Regions from separate parts of the Mus musculus genome. Here region 2 is linked to region 1. A link is a loop called in an ENCODE intact Hi-C map of the cell type or tissue named here. Cell type or tissue: left cerebral cortex. All regions are shown on one strand.

What was found. Peaks named below come from ENCODE experiments on the same cell type or tissue, not always from the same donor. Only the 100,000 strongest peaks of a DNase experiment are listed, where the experiment ranks them.
Region 2: it touches region 1 in a loop (6-fold over the local background); 20 of 42 quality-filtered maps call a loop at or near these places.

What each region holds. Positions count from the first base shown.
Region 1 is chrX:167,500,938-167,503,437 of GRCm38, forward strand. All of the region lies in intron 9 of Frmpd4 (FERM and PDZ domain containing 4), which reads right to left. Among named protein-coding and RNA genes, the nearest start is that of Prps2, 120 kb to the left of the region's middle. In left cerebral cortex, no CTCF peak of the experiment used is centred here; no DNase peak of the experiment used is centred here.
Region 2 is chrX:167,807,716-167,810,215 of GRCm38, forward strand. All of the region lies in intron 1 of Frmpd4 (FERM and PDZ domain containing 4), which reads right to left. Among named protein-coding and RNA genes, the nearest start is that of Frmpd4, 310 kb to the right of the region's middle. In left cerebral cortex, no CTCF peak of the experiment used is centred here; a DNase peak (open chromatin) is centred at 1,029; H3K27ac peaks cover 625 bases.

The DNA of each region.
Region 1 (2,500 bases):
TGAATAAGAATGTCCCCTATAGGCCTATATATTAGAGTATTTGGTCTTCAGTCAGTGGAACTATTTGGGAAGGATTAGGAGGTGTGGCTGTGTTCAGGCAGGTGTGTCACTGGGGGTAGGCTTTGAAGTTTTAAAAGCCCATGCCATTCCCAATTTCAGCTTCTGCTTCAACAAAATGCCTGCCTGTCTCCTTGCCATTATACTCCCCACCAGACAGCATGAACTCGTTGAAGCTATAAGCAAGACCACAATTAAATGCTTAAAAAAAGTTGCCTTTGCCATAGTGCTTCATCACAGGAATAGAAAAGGAACTAAAGACATATGCATTTTTAGCAGAATCCTGGGTAAACCTTTTGATAAGGCAATTAGTCACTTAATTATGCCCCAGTACAGGGGAACACAAGGGTCAGGAAGCAGAAGTGGGTGGGTTGGGGAGTGGGGGGGATACAGGGGGCTTTTGGGATAACATTTGAAATGTAAATGAAGAAAATATCTAATTAAAAAATGAATGATCCTGGAGAGGTTGTGTGCAATATGTATTACATGTGTATGTATGTATGTATGTATGTATGTATGTATGTATATATGTATGTGTGTATGTATATGTGGGAGATAAATCATTATTTTATCTTAAATATATTACTTAAATACAGTTTCCCAAGTGAATAGTAGCAATTGCTAAGTAGAGGTTCTATCAGGACCTAGTATAGGCTTATAAAAAATTCATTTGTAATTAATATACATTTAAGAGGAAAACAATACATGTTTGCCAAGATTTTGGTGACTCAAGAGTTATAACTTGTTTACTAATTGGTATAAACAACTTTTTTTTTTCTGAACAGAGTGGACAGGACAAGTGTCAGCATACATATTATCATTATGAATTTCAACAGTCTAGATATTAGAGTTTACAGTTAATATATATACTAAAATTTGCAAAGGCCCTCATGGGCCATTAAGGACTCAGAGATGAATACATATTATCACTACTGAAATTGGTTTGCATCTTCCTGCTTCATCTGGTCTATGGTAAGTGTCCTTATTAGGAGATAGCTAAGTTAAATTCAGTTTGGTTTTGTAAAGTGCTCTGCATGAATTCTGCTTCCTCTTCTGTTCTCCAAGCAATTTCATTGCACCTTTGTAGTGGTTTAAAATCAACACAGGCACACAGGAGACCTGTTGACTTCTAGTAGACAGATGTGTTATTTTAGACGCACCACACGTTCTGCGATGCAGTCATTTCCAAGTAGAGTCTGAAGCAAAAAAAAAAAAAAAATCATATCCTATTCTCTGAGGGGGATATAAAATGATAGTAACTTGATTTTAGTCTCCATCACCCACAGAATATGGCTATGCATCTCCCCCACGGCCTATTCCATTAGGAGGTAGATAATCCACCACCTACATGAAAGGCAAGGCAGGAAAACAGAAACACCATCAGGCTTTTTCTTTCAGTCTCCAGGCAAGCGCTCCAGACAGGTTGTCGCATTTTGAGGCCAGTCCCCTGGTAGAAAAGATGTCTTTCAAATGAAAGAACTCCCCATGCACTTGATTTGAGCAAACACGCCTTAAACACAACATAATCAGCTTTAGTGACTCCTTGTCTCCTTTCTCTAGGACAAGCACAGCCATGTTTTTTCCCCTTTACAAAGGCAGTGGACTTCTTGTGGTGTTTAAACAGAAGCTGAATGGTTTTAAAGCACCATCCTGTTATCAAGATGAGAATGTAATTATAGAAAACAACCCATTCCTGCATTTCACTGTCTACAGCTTTATACTAACAGGTACCTGGAGCTATTCATTTGCAGCTAACTAGCTAATAATTGTAGCCCAAGGTCTTGGGTGAGGTGACCTAGTCTCTGAGTGATGCTCAGCATGAATATAAGAGAAGATGCAGTAATGGATCAGCTGAGGACTGCACTCTTTGTTTCGTTCAGTCATAGTTGTCTTGGCTTCCTGACCTATTGGGGGAACACTGTTGCCAATTAAAGGGTGCATCAAACCTAAATTTACTACCAAGAAATCCCAGAACATGGTGGTCTTACTGTTCAGGTTGGAAAATGTAGTATACATTTAAAATTATTTTTGATAATAGGGTGTATACACTGAACAGGTTTGGGCTTATCTTGGAGATGCAGGGCTATCTTCATGAACATTTATCACACTCTCCAGCTAAAAAAAATGTTGTCCAAAACCCACAGAGGCGGGGAGACCTAGTAGATTCTTTTCTCAGGATTCCTACGCACTAGAATGTAGTAGCATGCTCTGCTTCTTCTTTCTCTGTCATCATTACTTATCTCTAGGGATTATGGCCATTTGATACCAACGTTCCTAATTTGCCACATGTATCTTGTTTATCTCTCTTTCACCTTATATCTACTTTCTTTTGGTTCATATTTGTTTTTCTTTCTTTTTTATATATGTCAATGTAAAACACATATATAGACACTTTGAGTGTTTCTATTACTGTGTATTACACATTAAACAAATAGGTTCTTTT
Region 2 (2,500 bases), 310 kb after region 1:
AGTTGCAAAATATGGCAAAGCCATGAGCCAAAGGCAAAACTGGAAAAGACTCCCAAACTTCTTACTCAATATACTAGGCAGAGGAGGAGCCAAAGGAACACAAATAGATGAACATACACAAATAGAGGAGGTCACTCAGTCCACCTTATATGAAACTACACAGATGCTGCTAGAATGCAGCAGGCTCCATAATATTTATGCACAGAGGAACAGGGAAAGATCAAGGCTGAATACTGCTGTTCTTAACCTAGATATAGTTAACAGAGAACAAAGAAGCACACACACACACACACACACACACACACACACACACACACAGTGGGGGGAGCGAGAGGGAGAGGGGGGAGGAAGAGGGAGAAGATGAAGCTTCTGAGTAATTTAAGGTCACTAAATTGAACAAGGCTGGATAAAAGAAAAAAAAAGTCTATGGAGGAGATAGCCTGGCTGTGGGCATAGGTAAATGAAGATGTTTGAAAGCAGGTGTTAGAGGCAGCACTTAGGAAGTGGGTTCTACCTTCTCTATAAAATGGGATGCTAAGGCAGGAGAAAAAAAGGGGTGAGAAATTTTTACTTTTAATCTGTCCTCTCTCTCTCTCTCTCTCTCTCTCTCTCTCAATCTCTCTCCCTCCCTCTTTCTCTCTATCTCTCTCTCTCTCTCCCTCCCTCTCTTTCTCAAGTAAAGTTTTACTATGTAGCCCTGTCTATCTAGAACACACTATGGAGATGAGGCTGGCTTTGAACTTTCAATGGTCCTCCTGTTTCTCCCTTCCTAATGCTGGGATTAAAGGCATTTGCCTCCATGACTAGGAGTCAGGAATTTAAAAAGCACTGGCTCTATTTTAACACACACAATCAGAAATAACCATGGAATAATGTCTCCTGGATAAATATACCTCATGATAAAAAAATAACAAGAACAGTGTGTGTGGTGTTGGCAAAATTGTAAGGCCTCTGAGAATCAGAAATCTATGCAGGCCTATTTTGAAACAAAATACAACATAAATGCATCCTCTTTGCCTTTCTAAGAAAAAGCAGCAGAGCGGGAGTCTATTTTCAGCTATGTGTAAGCTAGCAATAATAGCATTGTCACAGAATGCAAAGAGAGCGATACGCGGTTCTGCCTCAACTTAACAGCAGCTTTCTTTTCTGCATATCTCTACCTTGTCATGTAGAAACAAATATCATTTGTAAGTATAAACCCCGATGGACACTCCAGCTTAAATCTCATTGCTGTTGCCTATAACAAACTCACTGGCTCCATTTTTGCATTTTTGTACCCCCACCCCACCCCAGCTGGATGCTACAAACTTTTCCTGTGATGATAATAACCATGAGGTCATGGCAAACAGCTAAGAGGACAGCCATGGAGTGGGGGCATAAAAATCATTTCTGAATCCTTTTTGGAGTATATCCTAAATATAATCTGAGTTATTCTGACAGAAATGTTACCCTTTACTGTGCCAGACCCCCTTTGCAATCTGATGCATGGTAACTAGTAACTACCTTGTGATGGTTTTGATAGACAGTTATCTCCAAATGCTCAATGCTTGTCCTGACTCAAGAAGCATTTTCTTAAAAGATAAAGAAGGCTAGGAAAGATGGATCACCAGGTAAGAACAGTCATCATGCAAGCATGGGTTCAAATTCCCAACCCCATGTGTGAAGCTGGACAGGGTCACACATGAGCTTATAACCCCAGCTTTAGAGTAGGTGGTAGCACAGACAGGCGCCTAGCTCCAGGTTCAGAGAGAGATGCTGTCTCAAAGGAATACAGTGGAGAGTAATGGAGTAGGACATCTCATGGGCTCCTCTGGCCCCCACACACTTGGACACACAAAGATAAAGCATAAACACGACTTCCTTTGCCAAGTGATTAAGGGACAACCCAAAACAAGACAAACAGGTCATAAATACTTATTATTCTCGATAAGCCTACTAATGTTTTACTCAGATTTTGTCCAAAAAGGAGACAAAGTAACATATTCCTAAGTCCCTCAAAAGAAGTAAAAGCATAAAAATGATAGATTCATAAGACACCAATTAAAATAGCCTCAAACAGAAAGCCATTTTTTTTCTTCTGAAAATTAGAATGGAGAATTGAGTCTCATGAAAATTCATCTCAGAGAGCATGCCAAAAGCATTAAGGTGAAAAGATCTTATGTCAATCTAAAAGGTGTTGATTATCCCTGCTGCACATTTCCGAAGAAGATTGTAGAAGCTGTGGGACTCAGAGCTTCAAAGCCTTCAACAGACAGGCTGTTAATTACCATGTAAACAAGGACTGGAGTGAAGGTGGAAATTGACCTCTAGGAGGGCCAGGTAAGGTCACCCATGCCATGAAGGCTATGTGAGGTAGGACGTCCACTGTCACTTCTGAGCTGACAGAAGGAATTTAAGGAGGAGAGAGACTTTCACTTTCTTTCCTCACTCACAGTGTGCTGTATACCCAGGAAAGAAGAAAAGAAAAGAATGAGAAAAGGGAAGAGCAAAAATAAGTAGG